3 separate regions of the Mus musculus genome follow, and regions 1 and 3 are each linked to region 2. The links are chromatin loops, found by intact Hi-C in ENCODE. Cell type or tissue: heart. All regions are shown on one strand.

Evidence for each region. Hi-C counts contacts between places; a loop is a spot of excess contacts. Peaks named below come from ENCODE experiments on the same cell type or tissue, not always from the same donor. Only the 100,000 strongest peaks of a DNase experiment are listed, where the experiment ranks them.
Region 1: a loop joins it to region 2, with 6 times the contacts of the local background. A loop is called at or near these places in 21 of 42 quality-filtered maps.
Region 3: a loop joins it to region 2, with 9 times the contacts of the local background. A loop is called at or near these places in 28 of 42 quality-filtered maps.

The regions. Positions count from the first base shown.
Region 1 is chr11:118,216,627-118,224,626 of GRCm38, reverse strand. The region is part of intron 1 of Cyth1 (cytohesin 1); the gene reads left to right. Among named protein-coding and RNA genes, the nearest start is that of Cyth1, 28 kb to the left of the region's middle. In heart, a CTCF peak has its summit at 3,851 (motif pointing right); DNase peaks (open chromatin) are centred at 2,076, 3,536 and 7,956; H3K27ac peaks cover 606 bases.
Region 2 is chr11:117,865,903-117,873,902 of GRCm38, reverse strand. Tha1 (threonine aldolase 1) reads left to right here and starts at 377. Exons shown (of 7, transcript NM_027919.4): 1 at 377-732; 2 at 2,216-2,299; 3 at 2,803-2,891; 4 at 3,283-3,468; 5 at 4,095-4,232; 6 at 4,351-4,543; 7 at 5,161-5,954. The coding sequence starts at 504. The coding sequence ends at 5,444. It overlaps Gm11725 (a long non-coding RNA gene), which reads right to left and starts at 2,818. Exons shown (of 3, transcript XR_001780380.2): 1 at 2,470-2,818; 2 at 1,700-1,808. RefSeq lists an enhancer at 6,225-8,000. In heart, CTCF peaks have their summits at 491 and 3,078 (motif pointing left); DNase peaks (open chromatin) are centred at 452, 1,735 and 2,922; H3K4me3 peaks cover 1,367 bases; H3K27ac peaks cover 1,071 bases; H3K27me3 peaks cover 2,117 bases.
Region 3 is chr11:118,100,748-118,108,747 of GRCm38, reverse strand. Dnah17 (dynein, axonemal, heavy chain 17) reads left to right here. Exons shown (of 81, transcript NM_001167746.1): 18 at 470-652; 19 at 4,078-4,332; 20 at 5,256-5,425; 21 at 6,106-6,328; 22 at 7,363-7,479; 23 at 7,623-7,709. Among named protein-coding and RNA genes, the nearest start is that of Dnah17, 24 kb to the left of the region's middle. In heart, CTCF peaks have their summits at 4,324, 4,525, 5,470 and 5,669; DNase peaks (open chromatin) are centred at 4,537, 5,177 and 5,687; H3K27ac peaks cover 1,134 bases; H3K27me3 peaks cover 887 bases.

The sequences.
Region 1 (8,000 bases), 350 kb before region 2:
CATATATGCTTTATACATATGCAAAATACTGTAATAATTTTTATATTGGTTACATGTTGAAGTGCTGTTTCAGCTATATTTGGTTAAATAAAGTATAATCTTAAAATTAATATAGCCTATCATCTGCTTTCCCTTCCTCCCTCCTTCTTCCCTCTTCTTCCTTTTCTTGCTTCACAAACCTTCTCTACATAGCCCAGGTCCTCAAATTCAGGACACTCCTACCTTAGCTAGAATTACAGGCATGGACCACATACCTGTGAAGAATAAAAATATGTTTTCTAGATGAGAAAATTCTCATCTGGAGAGAGCAGGTGACTTCTGTCCAGCCCAGGCCCAGGCAGCTGGCTCCTGGGAGTTTTGGATCCTGGTGACATTTCTACAGATGTTGATGACAGTTAACTATCCATTCAGAGAGAAATTTAGATCCATTTGTTGTTTTATATTTTAATCAACTGCAGATGAATGAGTTTAGATTAAAGACAGACAGACAGACAGACAGACATAAATTTGGTGATAATTTTAGTTTTATTGGGAACACTAACTCCTAAGTCACCCTCCTTTAAACCCAGAAGTCATAAAGACTAGTTTGACAGACTAGACTATAGATAGATGAACTTTGTGGAGCAAAAGCCCTGACGAAGAAAGTTAAGAGTGGCAGTGGAGTAGCACATAGATCCAGAGGATCACTGTCCGGGCTCCATGTAGAGCATCTACCACCAGCAATGAGAACTCAGCCAACAGAGCATGGCGCGTGTGTGCTTGGCACCCCTGGGGTCACCCAGTGGGACGGAGAGAGAGTGGTGAGTGCCTCTTCCTGCAGGTGTTGGAGCAGCTTCACAGCTACAGCTGTTCATTCAGTGCACCCAAGAACCCTGGTCTTGGTTTCCAAATACCATCTACATTCAAAAGGTTCCACAGTCCTTGGCAAGATAGTGATGCCATGGCCTGATGTGACAAATCACGAAATGAGCCAGCCTGGAAGATCCTGTGATGGCAGAAAGCAGTGGAGTTTAGAAATGCTGAGCCACCGTGAGGACACTGGCAGTGGGATTACCACTCAGAAGCAGATGCTGAGGAGCAGGAGTCCCCCAGTGAGACACTAGTCTAGGGGTTGGAGTGCGGTTACAGGTAGCCTCACAGAAGCCCGCCTTACTCTCCTTCATCCAGTGTTCAGGGTCATCGATGCTGACAAAAAGATTGGTTGCCTCCACATACCTCTGACCCAGAGGCGACCTCATTTTACGTGTTATTCTTATCTAATCGCGTGACCTCCGTGTAGTCCGAAGCTGACAGATGGAGGCTGAGGGACTGATGAGCTGCTGCTCAGGTGTCAAGCCCTGAAACCTGGAGTGACTGCTGAGGGACCGCCGTGGGCTGAAAGTGACTGAAGAGACTTGCCAGTTAAATGTAGTGGGAACCTCTGGTGGTGTGCGCCTGTAGTCCTAGCATGTGGGTGGTAGAGGAGAGTCAGGAGTTCAAAGTCATCCTCAGTTACGTAGGGAGGTGAGGCTCATCTGCATTACAGACAGCCTGTCTTAACAAAGGATGACAAAGAACAATATTTACATTTTTAGAAATGAAATAGGTGAGGTATTCTGAGGTTTGAGCAGAAGGCATTTACATGGAAGGTGTACCATCTGAGTAAGCTCATTGCATTCACAGTTCCTGGCAGTAGTCACATAAGATGGTTCATGGAAACCTCATCGCCTCTTCTGCCCATTCAGAAATGTTCAGAGAACACTAAAGAGCTGTTTCCGTTAACTGGAACTCAGCTCTGAATACCTCACAATTCCCACGGGTCCTGGCAGCAGACGGATGGTGGAGAATGCTCTCTGTTCAAACACAGTCTCTGTGGAACGCACCCTTGGTTAGAGCCTGAGGTACAGCCTCGTGCCATGACACCTCATAGAACGTGCTGTTAGTCTGCTGCATACCACCCTCCCCACAGGGCAGCCATGTGGGTGTTTGGTGAACTCAGAGAAAATGGCCTGGAGACCATTGTCAAGGCTGGATGGAGGTTTCCTGTTGGGCTGTGAGTGGGCCCCAGATTGTTACTTCTGTGTTTTATCCACTGTGCTTGCCCTGCTTCCACAGAAGTACAGTCATCACACATTCCTATGCAGTTTCAACCAGGAGGAAGGAAGAGCAGGAAGGCATGCTGTCAGTGAGTATTGTTTATAAGACAACTCAGGCTGCTTATGCAATGTCTGCTTTATTTAATAGCAGGTTGGTTTTTTGGTTTTTTGTCTGTTTTGGACTGGCATTTCACATCTCAGAAAACTTCTTGTTGTCCATGAAGGTTTGTTTTATTGTTGCTGCTGCTGTTGTTGTTTTGTGGGTTTTTTGTTTTTGTTTTTGTTTTTTTTTGTTTTGTTTTGAGACAGGGTTTCTCTGTGTAGCCCTGGCTGTCCTGGGCTTGCTTTGTAGACCAGGCTGACCTCAAACTCACAGAGATCCACCCGTCTTTGCCCGAGTACTGGAATTAAAGGCCACCACTGCTAGCCTGTGAAGCTTTGGTAGCAAGGAGCTGCCATTTAGGAGTTTCAGAGTTTAGGCAAACTGTTCCTATGTGGTACCATGGGATGAGGTACAAGAGAGAGCATGGTGGGAGGGGTGAGGTACAGGGGGAGTATGTGGGAGGGGTGAGGTGCAGAGGAGAGCAAGGTGGGAGGGTGCTCAAAGAAGGGCCAGGGCAGATGGCTGTCACCTCCTTCACCCCTAAGCATACTTCATCTTGAATTAGAGATGATGATGGTGAGGATGAGATGACTAGAGAATGCCTATTCTGCCTCAGTCAAATAGCTCAGAGAGATCAAGTAGTCCTGCAGAAATATCTCTCTATTACTTTGCGAACTCATCCATGTATTTAAATTTCACTGGGTGGATTCTCAAGACTGAAGGCTCTGGTCTCTTAGCTAACAGATCTTGCCAGACCATCCGGCAGTGTGATGGATCAGTTTCCTGATAGGACTCCTGTTTGCCTTTTCTCCATCCCTGCTTCTTGTAGTCCACTCTCTGGAGTAGGTTCCTTGCCTGGGAAGAGAATGAGCTTTGGTGTGACTGGGCACACAGTTGTTTTCAAAGAGTGGAGTAACGAGGAGAGTGGGAGTAGGAGCCAGGCGTGCTGGCTCTTGAGGGGACTCCTGTGCTGCGCAGCTCTGTCTGAAACTGTCCTCCATCTCAGATGGGGCTTCCTCACCCCAAAGGTTATATCTTTTGAGATGGTGACTTCTGTGTAGCATTTGTTATTTCTAGGTCACCTCTAAAGTAAATGCCAGACGATGCCACCAAGTTCTTGGTTTTCTCAAAAGGCATTTTTCTTTCCTTCTCCAATTTCTCCACTATTCCCACGGGGGAATTTTTTTTTATTCTTCCTCTGAGCTTGGAGTTCTTCAGCCTCAGAACTCCGTTCTTAGCTGCTTTGTGGTCATCTGTTCCAGCTGCCACCCTGTGTCCTTCAGTAAACCCCATACTTAACACTTGGGGACAAAGTGCCAGACAGAATGGCTCATAAAGGTTCCGCAGTGTTGGCCAAATCTGAGCGGAGCATTCAGTACACACTTGACTGTAGTTACCCTGGGCAAGGGAAGGCTTGCTGGACAGAGGGATGCTGGCATAGTGGTGTAAGCCTGTGCCAGCATTGGAAGGCAGAGGTCTACATAATGAATGTGAGACAATCCAAGACTACAAAGTGAGTTCCAGTCTCAAAGCATCAAGAGGGAAGAAAAACCCTAAGGGAGAGTGAAGCTGAAAGTTGCCACATAATCACAAAATGTATTTCCTACATTAGGGTTGCACCAAACACACTTTCAAAGGTAACTTAACAGCCATGGCGAGCAACAGTGTATTCATTTAGCCAGCAGAGGGCAGCATAGACCAGTCTCCGGATACAAGCGGGTTTTTTTTTTTTTTTAAGTTTATTTTTTAAACTTTTTCGTTAATTAATTAAAGTAAATTTTTTGTTCTCTTCACTCAAAAGATATTTAAAGGTGCTACAGTAGCCACATTGAAGTGTGCTGTGAAGATTGATTCAGCATTAGCTTTATCATTCCTCCCTGTGGATCATACTGTGTGTTCTCTGCCGTGGAGGAAAGTGTCTCCCTGGCATCAGTAACATGTCAATGAAGATGCAAGATGTACATTCTAACAGCTCTGGGCTGAGGTCGACTGGGCCTTATGTCATTGCCTCCAGAGAGTCGCTTTAGCTGTGAGACTTCTCAATGCTAAGACACCACTGCACTCCAGGAGGACAGTGGGTCTTCTCTGAGAGCATTGTGGCAGGGAACCTGAGCCATACCGTGCTCACTCTGGGACACTTGATGGCACTGATACTAGATTTTCTTAACAAAGGAATAAGATCAATCTTTGTTGGTTTTACAACATTATACCTTTTCTGTGTCTTCATTTTTCCTGCAAATGTCAGTTTCCCTTCTTAGAAAAAATAAAATAAGACAAGAGATATCATGGTGACACACCCTTGTAATCCTAACACTTAGGAATTGAACTTCCTCGGTTGCAAGTTCAAAGCCAGCCTAGACAAGTAAGAACCTGAAGAAGGGGGGGTGGGGGGACGGGACAGGCAACATATAACATTGTCAAAGGCATGCATTAGGCTGTGTTTGTTTTGACAACTTGTTAATGTTGACTCTTCATTTTGATAATAAAAGTGTTATAATTCTACCTCATGCACGCTTGTTCTGGCCAGCCATGAGAACCCCATGGGTGTCCAGGTGCCAGAGAGGCTTGTCAAGGGGACAGGAGCAGGCTTTAGGGTCTCAGCAATATCTCCTCCTCTGTCCTGGAGTCTTCTTCTCTGGAAGGCACCTTTGAACACAGTGCTTGGTACACTTGACCCTGTTGGTACTGTTTTATGCTGTGGTAGAATTTGACAATTAATCAGTGACAGACATAAGACAGGAAAAAGTGACCCTTAGTGCCACTGTGCTAATTTCATTTGTAGCATATTCCATAGGCAATATTTATTTATTTTTATTTTTGGTTGTGAGCTTAGCCCTTAATGGCTGAGCCATCTCTCCAACTCATTTATTCATTTTTAAATGCTAAGTAGTGGTTTCATCAAAAATATATGTGTAATTTTACTTGGTGGGTAGACATGTGGAAAAGCTAAGCTATAACATCTGAACCAGGCAGGAAGTGCTCTAGAGTTGGAGAGTAAGCATGGTAGTGAAGCACAGAATATCATAGAAATAGTCATGTCATCCAGTGTCATGGCAAGTCAGCCATCTTTGTATGTTCTCACCTTACCCATTACTGGTGGGTGGGAGTAAAGGATTAAATATGTTTATGTGTCTGGACCCGTCAGCTAAGCAGTGTGCTGTGCTGGGGGCCATGGAGGAAGAGTAAAGCCGGTGTTCCTGCCATGGAACACAAGAGTAAGTACAGACATGACAGGTGTGCTAATTTGCCCTGCATGTCTTCCAGAACATTATGTTGTACACCTTAAATATGCACAATAAAATTTATTTTAAAAACAAAATCACAGAGGAACAGCATGACATGTGATTTGAATATGCGTATGTCTTCTTCCGCTTGGTTGGGTCTCCCTCAGCTCCTATGACGCTCCACAGTATCTGAAGCACTGTTCTGAGCCTGGTCTGCTTTTGTTATTTCAAATGTCCATGGGAACTTCCTAGCAGTTCCCATTCAGGTAAGTGCATCGTGACCTTTCTAGGAGACTCCATTTGGCACTGGCTATGGATGTGCCTAGTGTGCGAGATGCTTATATATTCCAGTGTTCTGCATAGTCCTGTTTATGTTAACTAGATGCTGTAAACTAGGGATTTTTTGGTTTTGTTTATTTTATTTTATTTTATTTTAGTTTAGTTTATTTGCTTTTGAGGCAATGTCTCAATATGCAGCCTTAATTCCTCAGAACTCACTGTGTAGACTGGGCTGGCCTTGAACTCATAGAGATCTACTTGACTCTGCCTCCTGAGTGCTGGGATTGAAGATGTGCACTACCACAGTCAGCTAGGATGCTGGAACTCTTAATATTGCCAGCTTTCAAGTTCTTAGCCCCAATTTGTAAGCTAAAGCAAGAGGAATGAATGTTCTTTCACTGATCTACGTCCTGCTTAGGTAGAGTCCTGATAAGTTGCTTAGCCTGGCCTTGAATATGCTTTGTAGCATGGGAGTTAGACTTGAATTTGTAGCCCTCTGCCTCAGCCTTTTAAGTAGTTACGATTACAGGCCTGTGCCTAGGACCCTGGATGTTGATGTTTAGCCTTTGAGACGGATGCTCTTGCTCTATAGTTCAGGTGGGCCTCTAGCTCGTGATTCCCCCACCCCAGGATCCTGAGTGTTGGGATTACTGGGGTACACCACATGCCTTGCCTAGTAAGGATGATAATTATCTAGTTACTCTTCTCTGAGTCAAACATGGTACTTTGGGACTTATAACAGGTTTCTTTATTCCTGTTTTAGTTAACAGAGTTAGTGCTGCGCTAGCTTTAGGAAGCAGAAATCAAGCAGAAGGCATTGTGACATGGTCAGGGGGGTTTGTTGCATTCCAGTTTGTAGGGCAGCTTTTCAGCTTGGGCTCACAGAAGCTAGGACTCAGGCCTGTCCCCTGGATTGCCATGAAGTCTCGTGATTAGCCCAGTAGGGCTGCTGTATGAGCTACTATGATTCTTCCTTTCTTCCTTTCTTTCTTTCTTTCTTTCTTTCTTTCTTTCTTTCTTTCTTTCTTATACATGAGCATGTTGCTGACACACCAGAAGAGGGCATCAGATCCCATTACAGATGGTTGTGAGCATCATGTGGTTGCTGGGAATTGAACTCATGACCTCTGGAAGAACAGCCAGTGCTCTTAACCACTGAACCATCTCTCTAGCCCTTGATCACTTTTTTGAGAATTATACTAAGAATGGTTTATTGAATTATGGAGGTGAGATTTGTGAAGGCCCAAAGCCAGGGACTGATGGACAGGGCTTTGAGGAGCTGTAGTCGGGGACTGGAGGACAGGGCTGTGAAGTCCTGATTTGCAGAGGATATGAATCAAAGGTACCCAAGGGATAAAGCTGTGAGATCCTGAGAAGTGGGGGTGTAAGGGTTCATGGGGGTCGAGGGAAAGGACTGGGGAGCAGAAGCTGTGGGGCCAACCTGTGGCCTGTGCTCAGAAGATGGAGTTCATATTTTTAACCTTCTCAGGCCTTGACTCTTCATGCCTCATTTGAAGTGCATCAGTAGGCCCTGGCACTACCTTAGACATAAATAGAGTAGGTATTTGAGCCTTTTATTGCTTAGCTGCCCATCTCTCATAGCAGCTTCTCAGGTCATATGGCATCTGCCCTGGTTACCCGCACCCAGGGTGGTATGTCACAAAGGAAGACAGGTGTCTCTGATCTGCCTAGAACGTGGACATTCATCTCACCCAGAACAGAAACTGCTGTCCTTGAAACAGCCCAAGGCCTCCAACAGCCCTCCAAAGGCCTCTGCCCTCTAACCCCCTCCTTATAGTCCTTCTAGCTCCCCACTGAGTCCCATACTCTTCAGACCCCCAGAGCACATGTCCAAGAGTGGCCCAGAGTCTGCCTCAGCCCACACAGGGGAAACACTATGTCCTTTTAGTCCTTGATGTCTCTGCAGTCCACATCCACTGTGCTCAGGGACCATTATTGGGGGAAATGGTAGAAAGGAAAGATTATAGGTTTGATTGTTTTTTAAAAAGATGTGTAAAACCGAAGGTAGAATTGGAGTTAAAAATAAGTTGCAGATTGCATTACATGTTTTAAATAGTCTGTTCAGTTCTACAAACCAGTAGGAAGGATGGCAGTCAGTAGGAAAACAACCCCCAAGGTGTGGACAGTAGCTCATGAACAGAAGTGCTCTCGTGCTTCTGGAAAGGCAGCCTTGATGGCAGTGAGGCCAGTGCAGAGATCAGTCCTGGGAATGTCCCCACCCGTCAGTGCAGTTCATTGTGGACCGGGCTGGACACATCAAACTCTAGGAATCCAGACACGTACTGTCCCACTGCCAGG
Region 2 (8,000 bases):
CATACTTGATTCCTGGACTTCACATCAGTGTCTGCAGCCTGTTTCCTCGGGTGTAAAATGAGGACCGTGAGGGACTGGAGAGGTGGCTCAGAGGCATGGAACTGATTATGAAGAGAACCTGAGTTCCATTCCCAAACACCCAGGTGTTTCCCAGAGTGGCTGAGACGCTTAATTAAGTTAAATCTGCAGTGCCACGAGCAGTACCATGTACACGCTAAAATCCCCGGACCTCAGCTTTGTTTCCCACTCAGCAAAGTAAGGAACTGTCATTCCAAAATCTCCTAGCCTTTGGAACAACGGAACACAAAAACTACAACTCTCAGCATGCTGCGGGGCTCGAATAATGTATAAAACTCCAGAGAGGACTACAATTCCCATAGTGCCCCGGGCTTGCCCAGTTCAGGTCCGCGCGGGGTCAGAAGAGTCCAGTTACACGGGTTCCCCGCTGGCACGGAAGAGACTGTCCTCCGCTCCTGCGGCCGAGAAAGACGAGTGCCACAGCCATGCTATGCAGCCTGTTCCGGGCCGCCATGCTACGCAGCCTGTTCCGGGCCACGGTCCCGGGGCTCAGGGTGCCCTGGGCTCAGTGGTCTAGGAATTGGGCGGGGGTCCCAGCCCACGTGGTGGACCTACGCAGCGACACGGTGACCCGGCCAGGGCCGGCCATGAGGCGCGCTATGGCCGAAGCGGTTGTAGGAGACGATGATTACGGCGAAGACCCTACGGTCCACGGTGAGCCCGGCGAACAGGCCCGGGGCAGGGGTCGTTGCGGTGACCCCGGGACGCTGTCCGTGGTTCTGACAGGACAGCACGGACGCAGAGGGGTGCCTCGCTGACATTTGAGGACGCTCAGTGGTGCACTCTGCGTTCTTGTTCCTTCTCGGAGAGATCCCTGGTAATGCAGACTCTTGAGCTCCACAATGGACTTGGGGAGCCAGAATCTGCATTTTAACAGGACCACCTGGTGATTTCTGCCCACTGTCACCCAATTGCCCAGATGGGTGTTGTCCAGACTTGGCAAAGCAAGACCCCGAGATGGGCAGAGAGGAGTTCAAGGACCCACATCAGGAACAGGGAAGAACCAGGGTTTGAGACAGGTCTTACTACAAGGAGGGCTAACTACTCTCCTTCATTCATTGGCTGACTTCACAAAGACAAAATCAATCCAGCAAAGAAAGTGCTCGCTGCTCCTTCACAGGGGGGGGGGGGGGGTGCAGAATTTCATATCTAGGGAGTGCAGCGCGTTAAGGAGACAGCAAACCAAAGCCCACCCGGGGTCAATAGTCACTGCTAAGGTGGACCTCTAGTGCTGCTGTGTGTGCACTAGAGATCCAGAGATACACCAGAGATCACACTTGACCTTTGTGGACCCAGGGGTGATTGGGGCTGATCTAGAATCTCTTGACAACAAGATATTACCAGGAACTTCAAAGATGCTGAGCTACACTGCTCTCAGCAGGCACCTGGTGTAAACAGGTCACCACATCAAGGCTGGGAGGTCCTGGCCTCGACAGGAGTCTGAGGAGGGTGAACCAGGGGCTGGGAGGAGGAGCGAGCAGAACTCATCCCCGACCGCACACAGGGCTCAGGGAGACACGGGTATGTGTCCTCTGGGGACAGAATCTAGATCACTTTAGCACTGAGCATTGTGTCACAGACAGGAGAGCCACCATGGCCTTTACCCAGGCCATCCACTCACCCGCCAGCTGCACTCTTTGTGCCCTGCCCGCTCCCCAGAGGCTCTTCTTCCGTGGTGATGTGCAGAGGAAGTCCACAGGGAAACCACAAGGCCTCACCTGCCGGGGCTTCTGGGAAAGGGAGAAAAACAGGTGTGAGGTCTGGGTGGGAAAGGGGCTTCAAACCACAAGGGAGTTTCGGTGGCCTGGGGCGGGGACTGTGGCTCAGGAGGACTGACAGAGGGGCCTCTGGCTGTGGCACGTGGTTACCAAGATCACAGACTCCAAGCCCCACCCACAGGACCATCATTTCTCATCCGAGCAAATGTACCTTTTCGGAGAGAAGTGCTTAAGATAAGGTCTTGCTGTATAGCTCAGGCGGCCCTCCAACTCAGTTATCCTCCTGCTTCAGCAGAGTACTGGAATCACAGGTCTATTCTATCAAACCCTGTAACAAGTACACACGAACTGTGTGCCACGGTACAGTGGCCCGAGGAATTGCTGATTCTTGCCCTTCCCCTGCCCCCCTCCCTTCTCAGAACTGCAGGAAAAGGCTGCAGAGTTGCTTGGGGTAGAGAGGACGCTGTTTGTGCCCACCAACACTATGGCCAACCTCATCTCTGGTGAGTGTCTTACCCGCCCCTCTGAGCCCCAGCTCAAAGGGTCTGTGGCACTGGTGGGCACACACCTGGATTTCTTTTGGGTGCAACTGGTGGAGCACTCTGCATTTGGCAGTGGGAGGAGTGAGGTCTGAGTCTCTGCTACTCCCTAGCTCTTCTTCCTGGATGCTTACCTTGCAGCCCTGGCCTGGGTTGTTTCCCAGTGTGCTTCTGTCCTCTGGCTGCTCCTGGTACCCTGGGATGCCTGTTCCTGGAGGCAGCATCCTGGCACTCTTCCTTGCTGGCCATGGGGGTCTGGTGCAGGTTATTAGTGTCCAGCCTTCACAGCCTAGAATTGTGTAACACACCAGTCTTTTCAACACGTGACAGTGAGGTGTTTTGACTCCCAATTGACAGAGGGAGTCTGAGCTCACTGGGGGCCCTAGCTCAGCCTGGCCAAGCTGAGCAGGGGCAGAGAGATCCTCTGGACCCAGTTCCAAATCCTGCCCTCCTCCCATCTGTCTCAGTGATGGGTCACTGCCGGCGCCGGGGTTCCCAGGTCCTCCTTGGGCAGGAATGCCACCTCCACGTCTATGAGCAGGGCGGGGTGGCACAGGTAAGGACCAGACAATAATACCCTGGGGTTTTGGATATTCTTCAGCCAGCTAGGATGTCAAGGTAGGCCCCTGTTTCTCAGGTACCAGCCTGGAACCGGCAGAGGGGGGAAAGAGAGATGGAAGGGAGGGCCTGGGCCCAGATTTGCTCACTTGTCGCGGTGCCTTACTGCCCTCTAGTGGACAGATGGAGCACTAGCACTCCAGAAAGACGCCAAAGGGCAACGACTGAACAGAAAAAGCAGGAACCAGCAGCCTTTCCAGTTCGGATGCTGTGTAAACATGCTCAGAAGAAAGACCCTGGGTTCCAGAGGTGGCTCTGACTGCAGGGGAACCTTCCTACCCAGAAGTGCCACCGGACCCACCTGATCCAGCATCCTCTCCCACCTGCAGATCGCTGGGGTGCATTCCCACCCCCTCCCCGACCTGCCCTATGGCACCTTGGACCTGAATGAGCTAGAGAGGGCACTCACGCGGGGCTCTGGGAGTCCCTACCATCCAGTCTGTGAGCTCGTGTACCTGGAGAACACTCACAGCAGCGCGGGAGGCCGGGTCCTCCCTGTCGACTACCTCCGCCAGGTAGGCTACCTCCCCCAGGTAGGCTCCCACACAGCAGTGTCCCAATGCCAGCCCAGTGCACTCTGGGCTTCCTGTTTCCCCTGATACAGTCCCTTTCCTTAGGAAAATCCTCTCTCTGGCGGACTGGAGAGATTGCTCAGTGGTTAACAACAGTGCTCTAAGAGAGAATCTGAGCCGGGCAGTAGTGGCGCACGCCTTTAATCCCAGCACTTGGGAGGCAGGCGGATTTCTGAGTTCGAGGCCAGCCTGGTCTACACAGTGAGTTCCAGGACAGCCAGGGCTACACAGAGAAACCCTGTCTCGAAAAACCAGAGAGAGAGAAAGAGAGAGAGACTGAGAGTTTGGCTGGATCAAAACCATCTGCAATGGCATACACCTGCACACATAAAATAAAAATAAGACAACTGGAGAGAAGGCTGGATGGTTAGCATCACTTGCTGCTCTTCCAGAGGACCTGAATTATATTCCCAGCACCTACACCAGGCAACTCACAATTTGTAACTCTCGCTCCTGGGGAATCCAGTGCTTCTGGATTTAATTTAAATTTAAAAAAAAAAAACAAGATTCCAAGCCCAGTGGTCTCTTGGAAATTTTGCCTCTGAACACCACCTGCCCTTTGCTTTCAGGTGTGCCTCCTGGCCCACGCCCACGGAGCAAGGGTCCACATGGATGGAGCTCGGTTGATGAATGCAGCAGTGGCTCTGCGCATACCCCCTGCCCGCCTTGTAGAGCACTGTGACTCTGTATCCTTCTGTTTCTCTAAGGTAGGCTGTCCTTCCGGAGCCTGACAGACCTGCTTGCCTCGCTCGGGTGCTGAGGCTGAAGCTCTAACCTCATCTCAAGGGCAGGCTTTGTGAGATAGGGTCTCTTCTCTTCCCTTAGGGCCTAGGTGCACCAGTGGGAGCTCTGGTTGGCGGATCCAAAGACTTCATTGGAGAAGCATGGCGCCTCCGCAAGGCCCTGGGTGGAGGCATGCGCCAGGCTGGAGTGCTGGCTGCGGCTGCCCTGGTGGGACTAGCTGAGGCAGAGGAGGTGCTACCAAGGGACCACGAGAATGCCCAGAGATTCGCTAAAGGTGCCTGGAAGGACCCCCCCCTATCCCTTTTGCTCCCTCCTACTTGGGCCTAGATGTCCCGGGCAGCAGGATCAGGTCCCCAGCAGATCTGCACCCCAAGAGTCTAGCGTGTTGAGAGTTGGCACTACAGGGTCGGGGATTTAGCTCAGTGCTAGGCAAGCGCAAGGCCCTGGGTTCAGTCCTCAGCTCTAGAAAGAGAGAGAGAGGGGAGAGAGAGAGAGAGTTAGTTGGCACTAAGTCTCTAGGATGGGACCTTGGGTCTTCTTGCCTCACCGGCCCTGCTCCAAGGGGCACCCCACACTGGGTGCAACCAGCAGAGTCAGGAACCAGGCCAGAGTAGAGCCTCCAACTTGGGTCTTTTGTGCATGTTCTAAACATTCATAATGACCCTATGATGTTCCCACATCTGAGGCCCAGAGTAGATGACCAATCTATTTAGTGTGAGGAAGAAGGAAAAAGTAGGACTCAACTCATGTTTCTGAATGCCACATCAGGATTCAAGCTGTTTCCCCACAGGATAATCGGGGTGCCCTTCTGCCTTCCCTGTGGGATCGATCTGGCAGTGGCATGGTTGGGCCCTGGGGTTGGGGTATACTCACCACCATATCTGACTCCAGGACTCCAAGACCTGGCGTCACCCATTTGCTCTGTGGATCCTGCCACCGTGGAGACCAACATGGTGCTGGTGCAGGTAGCTGGGCTGCCTCCCTCGGAGCTATGCCAGCGCCTGCAGGCTGTGAGTGCAGAGGAGGTGGCTCAGACTGGCCGTGCCGTGCGCGTGCTGCTGTTTCCCTGGACAGAACAGTCTGTGCGGGCTGTGTGGCACCGAGATGTGTCTGCTCAGGACACGGAACTGGCACTGAAGAAGTGGGAGTTTGTGCTGAGACAGTTGCGGCCCTGAGGCCAGGGGATCCGGGACCCCGTGCTACGATTGGAGTGGGCAGTGAGATGCCTGAAGCTGTTAGCCTGGTGAAGGCTCATCCTCTCTGGAGGATGGTGACATCATTCCGTCTCTGGTTTGCTCCAGTGACACTCCTGGGATGGCCTTACGCAGTCAGGAATAACCAGGCATAAGGTGGGGAAAGCTGTGACTGCATATCCAGAGAAGGAAGCGCATAGAGGAGGCAGGCCCTGGGGTTGGGGTTGGCCCTGGGGTGTAGCAGGATTGCCTAGTGTGCATAAGCCCTGGGCTCCATCCCCAGCACTGTGGGTTCGAACCCCAGCAGCTCACAGCTCACAACTGTAACCCTACCATGCTAGGGGATTAGAAGCTCAAGGCCACTCTCAGCTACTCAGAGAATTTGATGCAAGCCTGGGCTACACGAGACCCTGTCTTCAAGAAAATAGATCCTTAGTGACTGACACAGTGGAGTTGTCAGAGGTGGACTGTGAAATAAAATACTGAAGGCACTATACTGGTTACTTTTATGTCCGGGCTAAATACGTGACAGAGAGCAACAGGCTTGACTTCCAGCATCCGCACAGTGGCTCACAACCATCTGTAACTTCAGTTCCAGGGGCTCGGATGTCCTCTTCTGGCCTCCACTGGCACCAGGTACATACAAAGTACACAGATACACATGCAGGCAAAACTTAAAAACATACTCATGGATGTGGACATGAATCTCGTTGTATGTCACTATAACAGTTACCAACACCAATCAACTTACTAGAGAAAAAGTGTCTTTTGGCTCCCAGTCTGGAAGGCGTCAGTCTGTGACTAGTGAGCCCTGTAGCTGTGTCTATGGGAAGCAGAATACAATGGTAAAGCACTTGCCACGGGGACCTCTGGGAGGTGCCAGGCCCAGGCAGCGACATCGTGTGATGAACAGTCTGGACCGCAGCTACTGCAAGCAGGGAAGTGTCAGAGCCGGCTACAGAGGGCTGTCTGCCCTGCACCCCCAGGAGGCTCCAGATCTGTCTGTGATCTAGGATTTAGGGATCACAGGGCCCCAGAGTGTTTCTCCTGTGTCTCAGGTGGTAGAGCATGAAGCCAGCGTCTTCTTTCTTACTCTCCTAAACTGCCTTCTGGAGACAGGCAATAAAAACGCGTTGTGCCGTTACCCACCACTGATGGGGAACAAGCTCTCCCAGGCGAGCTAGTGTCCTAACCAGGCAGGAACCCCTCGCCAGCTCTAAGGTTCTAGCCTTAGGAACTAGAGAGCTAGCTGGAGCTCAGTTTGACCTTTCCTAATCAATGAATGCTCTGTGTAGGTCATCAGCCTCCATGGTGGCTGCTCTGCACCCTTGGCTTTATACCTGTCTGCTTGGGGCAAGTCTCCTCTCACCCCAACCTCAGTGTGGTGGGCTCCCCCTAGGCAGGCACTGTCTGCCTCTTCCTATGTGTCTTAGTTAGGGTTTTCCTGCTGTGACAGACACCACAACCAAGGCAGCTCTTATAAAGGACAGCATTTAATTGGGGCTGGCTTACAGGTTCAGAGGTTCAGTCCATTATCATCAAGGTGGGAGCATGGCAGCATCCAGGCAGGCACGGTGCAGGAGGAGCTGAGAGTTCTACATCTTCATCTGAAGGCTGCTAGCAGAATACTGGCTCCCAGGCAGCTAGAATCGAGGGTCTTATAGCCCACACCCACAGTGACACACCTACTCTAACAAAGCCACAACCTCTAAATAGTGCCACTCCCTAGGCTAAGCGTATGCAAGCCATCACAGTATTGCATTATATATGTCCAGACTTAGTGTGTCAGGTGCTGGGTGGGGTAAAGCCTGCATCCAGGAGACACTGCATCCTCGTGGGTCACTGGTGCCATCAGAGGATAAATGACCAGAGGCAGCTGTGGTGTGGCAGAGGAAAGGGAAGAGCAGAACATTTGCAGGCAAGTGAGCCCAGAGCCAGGGAGCCCTGTGCTGCTATGGGGCTCCTTTGCTGGCCCACATTTGGCTGCAGGACCTGAGGCCCACACATAGGGAAGGGTGAGGCTCTTGCCTGTGAGGCCCGATTGCCAGAGGCTTGTTCTTGTATGTGTGGGAAAGCTCCCCACTTGTCTCTTCTCTCACCGGAGCCCACTGTCTCTTCTCATCAGCTCTGAGCCGCTAACTCCTCCCTGGGCAGCACTGCTTTGCCTTTCACCTGGGCCTCAGAGCCCAGCTACCCAGTGAACCGTGAAACAAGATGAAACCATTGGGCGTTGCTAAGGAGACTGGCCCATCAGAGGGGAGGCCTCGGCTGGCTTCAGTAAGACCCATGTCTGGCCACATGCCCACATATACAGACACATACCCTTAGGCAATTGTGGAGGTCTTCACAGCCACTGTGTGGGTCTTCCCCAGTGTAGCCTGGAGTCCTAAAGCCATCCACATTCCGTGGGGCTGGAGTTAAATTCACAGCCTAACTTCCAGCAGGCAGACACCTCGGCAAATGTCTACAAAGCTGGACAGGGAGAGGCTATAACTTTCTTCCAGCTCGCCATGAGCCAGCCCAAATCCTGCTGAGGCC
Region 3 (8,000 bases), 230 kb before region 2:
GCTCATAACCGGAGAGGCAACTGGTATAGTGGGAAGAGCTCCAGAGTAAATCTTGATAGCATCTCCTGACAGATGGAGTTGGTATCCTGTAGCTTTGCAGCCTCACCAGAGGCATTAAGACATGGACTGGCTGCAGCCATGTAGGGATACAAGGGCTTGTTGAGCAAGTCGTGATGGCAGCCATTGTCTCACCTTCTGAAAGGGTGACCCTGGTTTTATGTGAAGTGGCTCTACGGTGATTGGCCGCACAACGCTCAGTGATCTGCCTGCTCCAACCCCTGCTTTTCCCCCAGCCAACTCCTGGCTGGCCTTGGGCCCATGACTGTGCATCTGGCTGAAGTGGTCTGAACTGCTGGTGTGCACCAGCTCCAGCTGGAAATAGCTACATATTAGCCAGATCCTAGAGTGGGCAACCCAAGCATCACTCAGTATCAGCTGAGGTGCTAAGCCCCCAGGAACTTGTTTTCAGGAGAGCATCGCTCCCCTATTTGAGATCCGCATGGAGCTGGATAAAGACGGTCTGACCTACAACCCATCTCTGGAGATGGGCGACGAGGCTGGCTTCCTGTCGCTGATCGAGGGCTTGATCAATGACCTCTACAATGTGGCCAGGCTCATCCCTCGCCTGGCCAAGGGCAGATTGAACTACAAGGTCAGTCTTGATCTCTTACCATCCTTTGGCATTTCCCTTCTTGGGCGCTGGCTCTGTTGGCCTAGCTCTGCAGAGCGTGATGATGACAGTTCAGAATGTGACAGTCTGTGGTTGCTGTTCCCTTGAGTCCCCAGGCCCAAGGGCCTGATCCCTGCCCCCCCCCCCCCACACACACACACACGAATCTGGCCTTCCAAATGTCCTCTCTTCTGGAGTCTTGGCAAGTGTTCCAGGTGAGTTCTTTTTCTCACTGCTGGGACAGAGCACCCAAGAAAAGCAACTGTAAAGAGGAGGGGTTCATTGTAGCTCACAGTCTGAGCTCACAGTTTGGTTGACCATGGTGGGAATGACTTGGTAATAAGAGTGTGAGGTGGCTAGTCACGGTGTATCTGCTGTCAGGAAGCAGAGAGCAGTGAATGCTGGGACTCAGTGGGCTTTCTCCCTGATGCTCAGTCTGGGAATGGTACTGAGTCTGACATGGTACCTAGTGCTCAGGGTCAGACATCTGGGCCATGGGCTACTTCCCAAAGGCTCCAGCTCCACACACAGCCATAGCAGCTGAGAATCTGAGAGCTGCACCCATTGGGATACTGGTAGATCAGTCCAGAGGAACTAGGAACCAAAAAAAAAAAAAAAAAAAAAGGAGGGGCCAGATAATGTGACATTATCAGAGCAGAGGATACAGTGTGACCCAGGGCACCTGTCTAAAACCATATGAACCTAGGGAACTGGGTGACCTTGCAGGAAAACTCCAGGAAAGAAGCGCTAGGCAGTGGTCCACCCTATGCAGGCCAGACAGAAAGTCCCTCTGCTCAGTCCACTCTGACTCTGCCATGGAAGTCAAATAGAGAACTCTGACCTCAGTAGCCTCCTGGAACTGATCACATGTCAAGACCAGAAGTGCTGGTGTTAGCTTGAAATACCAGCCAAGCAAAAGGCTTTATACCAGCTTGCTGGAACCACATCCCCGGTGCGTCCATTCCTCACGGCTCACTTTAGAAGGGTCTGGACCAACAAACTACAGGCTCACACAGGCCTGTCTGCCCTCTGTGGCTGTGGGAGGCCCTCCTGATGCCACTACACTGTCCTTCACTGACTGGCTGGGCCTTCCTCCCTGTCCTCTCAGCACCCTCAGAGCCAACCCGTGGGATACGCAGCCTGCAGCTCACATGGCCACCTTGGGGCTGGTGCCTGCTTTAGGTATAATATTATGGTTCCTCTTCTCTGCCAATCAAAGAAAAGGCAGGAAAAAAAGTGTTGCCTAAAATCTTGGGGAGCCCCAATGTCCCTTCTTAGGGCTCTTAGGGCTCATAACAAAGGAATTTAAGAACAACACAAACAGAAGCTCAGGGGCAACAGAAAGACTCAGGCAGACTCTGAGACAAGATACTGTGTGGGGGTCAGAAGGGAAAACCTCAGGGCAGGCAACCCAGGACTTGTGCAGCTGTCTGGAGACCAGAGAAGGAAAAGAAAACAGCCATGAACCTTGAAATGACGTGGCTGGGGGTAGGGGTAACACCAGACTACAGCTGGCGTGGAGTGTCTTTAGAAAAAGGGGAAAGACCCCCAAAGTTTTAGCATGGGGTTTAGGCCTACTTTAGCTCAAATCTCCCTTTGAAAGGAAAAGAAGAAAAAGAGACAATTAAACCTCTCGAAGCAGGAACCCAAAAGGTGGGCAGACCTAGTCCAGCCTTATGGTGGGTCAGCTCATGGAGCCTGCACAAGAAAGGCAGGAATTCTAGAGGCGGGGATGGTATATGATCTACCTTCCTAGACAGGGGTGGTCCCCAGCCAGGTCCCTAACCTGCCTCCCCCCCCCCCATTGGATTATCTATTAAAAAGGGCAGGTCTCCTCCAAAAGATGGATTCCATTCTTTACAAGATGGAGCAAACCTGGGCAGAGCCACTCCCATCTGTTCTGTACCCACGAGTCTGTGGTGTGCAGAGATGCCTGAGCCTTGGCATAGAGGAGCAGGTGGCATGTCAACCTTGGAACCAAGATACACTGCACATGAGCATACAGGGGCTCTGAGAAGGACACAGGGGCAAGTGAAATCTCAGCCTTGCCAGGAGCCTTCCTGTAGTGTGGGTTTGGGTTCTGTGGTGGGACAGAGAGACACACCACACCCAAACCCACACATAAATGAAAAATAATTTTTAAAAAATGTAATAAAGCAGGCTGGTGAGATGGCTCAGCGGGTAAGAGCACTGACTGCTCTTCTGAAGGTCCTGAGTTCAAATCCCAGCAACCACATGGTGGCTCACAACCATCTGTAATGAGATCTGACGCCCTCTTCTGGTGTGTCTGAAGACAGTGACAGTGTACTTATGTATAATAATAAATAATTAAATTATTGGGCCAGAGTAAGCAGGGGCTGAGCGAGCAGGGCCAACTGGGGCGAGCGGGGTTGACCAGAGTGAACGGGGGGTCCTAAAAATTCAATTCCCAACCACCACATGAAGGCTCAGAACCATCTGTACAGCTACAGTGTGCTCACATACATAAAATAAATAAATCTTTAAAAAACTAAAGAAAGAATAGTTAACAACAAAAACAAAAATTTAATAAAGCAAAACAAAATAAAAACTCTTGCTAGCATGAAGGAGTCTGCCCCTCTTAGAGTGCCACCAAGCTCAACAGGACAGCCAAGGGCTCAGCCAAAGTCACCCTCTCCCTGACGGACTGACCCATCCGAATCCGTGCTCCTTAGCCACCTCCGTCAAATCAATGCCTGGACTCCGTGGCTGCTCCCCTCTCCCTCGTTTTTATTAGAAGATTAAATGTGTACAATGAGAGCTAATGAAGGGGGAAAGGCATCAGGATCAAAATAAAGGCATAAGTCACCAGCAACGGGGAAACATGTAAAAATGCCCTGTAACAGAATGTTGCCTCCTGTGGCATTGCCAGCCAGGAGCAGGAGGGCGTCTGGAAGTGAGTTTGAACGGCAGATCTGAACAGAATATACTGAGGAATTTTAAAGGCCTCGGAAGTGACCAGGTGTACATTCAATCGATTTGTACATACCATAGATAGCATGCATGCAGAGATTTAACTAGAGGGTAGTTTTCTGGGTTTGTTATTTTAAAAATGTCCATACATACCCCCTCCCCCAACAGTCCATGTGAGTCGCTCGCTCTGTGTCCCCTTTGTCCATACCAGCACATTGCACACAACCAAGGTCTGTGCAAATACAGAATGGATGAACTGACACCCACGTCACCCTGGGATCAGACAGCTCAGAGCCACCCTTAGCAAATCTTCTTTCAGGGGTGGGGTAGGGGCGCTGCACACTGACAGACACCCCCTGCTTCCATTCAGGACTCTCAGCAGCACCCACAGAAGGATGCTCTTCCAGGTCTGGGGGAAAATCTGTCTCTCATGAAGGCAAATGACCCAATCTTTGTCCCCACTCCCACCCCGGCAGTCTGACCTAGAGGATATCACAGACCTCATAGAGATGCGGGAGGAAGTGTCCAGCCTGGTCATTGGAGCCATGAAGGTGGCTGAGGAGTACCAGGACTCCTTTGAGAGGTACTCCTACCTTTGGGTGGATGACCTTCAAGAATTTATGAAGAACTTCCTCATCTTCGGGCACGCGCCCACCCCTGAGGAGCTGGACACCAAGACGGACGACACCATCCCCAAGACACCACCTACCCTGGCTCAGTTCCAGCAGCAGGTGTGTATGGTCCTGTTGTCCTCCTGTGTCACCTCCCACATCCTCGGGTAGACGACCCCCTCCCCACCCCCCACAGGCCTGATTTGAAAGTTGGGTGGCCTGATTGCTATGTAGGTTTTAAATTTGCTCCTGGTGAGGCCAGGAGAGAGAGCATGCCTTACCGCACTATGCCACACGGGGGAGCACCACTGTCACAGGAGGAATAGCATGCCTTACTACACCACGCCACATGGGGGGGAGCACCACTGTACCAGAGAGGCAGCCAGGGAGAGAGAAGAGGCCTCAGCAGGATCTACCAGGCTTGTAGTGTGAATGACTTCAGTTAGGTCAGGTGAGGGCACTATGCTGAGCTGGCTGGTGTCCCATCCTGTGGCAAGTAGGACAGAGGACTGATCCCTGAGAATAAGAGTCCCTAAGAGCCAGATAAGAGGTGGCTGGGAGCACTACACTCAGGCCAGCTCCAGGTGAGGTCTGCAGTCTAAGAATCGGCCTTCAGGGTCAGCAAGAGCTCAGGTGTCAGAATTGGGAATCTAGAAAGTGAAGCAATCCAGTCCTGAGGTTGGTCTTGGGCACAATGAGAAAGCCCTCTCCTCCCCCACACCAGTGAGAAGAAAGATGGGATGGCTCAAAGTCTGCAGGTGCTCCCATGAGTTAAGGGGTGCCCTTTGGGAGTCCCCTCCTGCTCCAGAAGCCTTACTGTAGTCACCCAATCCCATCCTCTTCTGTCTATCTGTCCCCTCCTAGAGGTGGGGCAGAAGGAGCTCTGAGGTGTTGGGACAGGGCAAACAGGTAGCAGTGGTCTCAGCCTCTCTTAAGCTGCACCCTGGGCCACCTGGCTGCCCTTCACAGCCAGACAGGAAGCGGCGATGGCTAGTGGGGGACACACAGCCATGGCTGATGGAATCCACGGCTGTGTTGGGCAGATTGACTCGTATGAGAAGCTGTATGAGGAGGTGTCCAGCTGTGAGAACACCAAGGTCTTCCATGGCTGGCTGCAGTGTGACTGCCGCCCCTTCAAGCAGACCTTGCTCAACACCATCAAGCGCTGGAGTTTTCTGTTCAAGCGATACCTGAACAACCACGTCATCAACAGGTGAGGCCATGGCCCGCTGCTGCAAATCTGAGACTTCCCCGGACCCCCCCCCCCCCGACAGCCTGGGAGAGGCACCACGGACTTAGTAAGTGGCTCAGTGGCCTGATCTGAAAGTTGGGTGGCCTGATTGTGATATAGGCTTTACATTTATTTGCTCCTGGTGAGGCCAGGAGGAACAGCATGCCTTACCACACCATGCCACACGGGGGAGCACCACTGTCACAGGAGGAACAGCATGCCTTACCACACCATGCCACATGGGGGAGCACCACTGTCACAGGAGGTGGTGCATGTGGTTCCTTGCTGTGACCAGTGCAGGGCAGGTAGAAGAGTGAAGTACCTGTCAGGCTCTGTGTTGAAGCCTTGAGCCTGGCAGGAAGGCTGGGACAGCCCAGTCATTGCACAGGAAGGTCACCGACAGCAGCATAAGCATTCTCTCTAACTGAGCCCATCTGGGCGGCTGGCTGCTCTCAGCTGTGGCTTTAAGATAGCGCTCAAGGATCAGCCTGGGCTACGCTAATACTTTTGTGACATCTAGGCCGAGGGGGACCACATGGGGGGGCAGTGGCTGCCCCTCTCCAGGTGGTGCCTTGCATGGCAGTCGAGTGTCCCTGCTAAGGGGACATTGAGGTGGTGGCCGAGGAGGATGAGCCCCTCACCTGAGTCCCCCTGTCCTGCAGCCTCGCTGATCTGGAAAGCTTCATGAACATCACCCGAACAGCCCTGAAGAAGCCACTTAAGGAGGGAGACTACGACGGGCTGGTAGAGGTCATGGGGCACCTGATGAAAGTCAAGGAGAGGCAGGTGGCCACCGATAGCATGTTTGAGCCCCTGAAGCAAACCATCGAACTGCTCAAGAGCTATGGGGAGGAGATGCCGGAGGAGATCTACTTGAAGCTGCAGGTGGGTTCCAACAGTGCTGTGCTGGAGTACTGTGGCAGGTCGCTGCAGGCTAGACACTTACGAGACTCCAGATCCCCAGGGGTATGGAGGCCAGAGACAGAATCTTCCCGGAGAAGAGGGCCCAAGTGGTCACCGCTGAGGCTGGTGAGAGCCTCCTAGTAGTTTTGTGGGGTTAAAGCCATCTCCACGGCCTCTCATCTCCCTGAATGTGGAGGTCACTCACTCCCGATGGGTGTGAACGCTGATGGAGACGGGAGCAGAGAGAGGCTGCCTGTGCCCTGCCATCCACTGCCCACATGACAGCCATTGTCACACTGACTGGGCTATGGCTGAGCAGGGTGGGGGATGTCCCTCTGGAGGGCCTCCAAGGAGCCACCCCCTCCCCAGCTGTGCCTGGCTCCTCGGTTTCCCATCTCTTCCCAAGCCTATCAGCTTCCCTCCCTCCCTCCCTCCTCACTTCCCCCTTACCCTCTGTCACCTACACAGACACAGCCATGCACACACACACACGCACACACACATACTCATATGCACACGCGCGTCCATATTCCCGGATGCACATACATGCACACGTGTGCACATCTGCACCATCACATGAATCTGTGCACAATGCACACACGTGCATGGGTTCAAGCTGATGAACACTATGAAAGGTAGAGAAAGTTCTGATTGGCACAGCACTGGGCTTCCCGCTCTGCCGTTCTGGGGCCGGCTGGGGACATCGTGAGCACTTTGTGCTACTTTAAAAGTCTCTCCCGAGCCTTCAGTTTTGACATGGCAGAGAGCTTTAAAAGGGGAGAGACAGAGGCTCAGGGAGACACCTTGCTACCCAGCACCCACGTGGCAGCTCACAGCTGTCTGTAATTCCGTTTCTAGGGGCTCCGGCATCCTCCTCTGACCCCTCTGGGCACTGCATGCATGCAAACACTCAGACATATTAAATACTTTAAAAAAAAAACAAACCCAAGTAACTCCAATGGGAAAACGGAGGCAGATGACAACCCCCACCCATGCTCTGCCTTCGCCTCCCACAGGAGCTGCCAGAGCAGTGGACCAACACCAAGAAACTGGCCATTCAGGTGAAGCAGAATGTGGCGCCCCTCCAGGCCAACGAGGTTAACATCCTGAGACGAAAGTGCCAACAGTTTGAGGTAGCCTGGGCCCGAGCAGGGTAGTGGAGGCCAGGGCTGGGAGCATGCGGGAGGGTGTGGCATGCTGGGATGCTCAGAGCCAGCCATGACGTGACATCCCTCCCCGACCCCCCACCCCCACCCCCACCCCACTCTCTCACCAGCTCAAGCAGCACGAATTCAGAGAGAAGTTCCGACGTGATGCCCCCTTCTCCTTCAGTGACCCCGAGCCCTACAAGTCCCTGAATAAGGTACTTATGCACCGTGGCGAGGTCCCTGTGGCAGCTCCGGGAACCCCTTTGGAGTGCTGGTCTTTTCTTAAGCCTTTACTCTCGCAAACGGAAAAACCGAATAAATGGGACTGCCCGCAAGGCCAAGCCTGTGCGTGCACGGGACTCGCTCGTGTGCGGGTGCGTGCGGACATCCATGTGGACATGCAGACTCAGGCATCCTCCTCCCTGGCACACAGCCTCCACTGTGCCACACTGTGCTTAGGGAGCTATTCCAGAACAACCACCACCCATGCCCACATGAGCATCCTG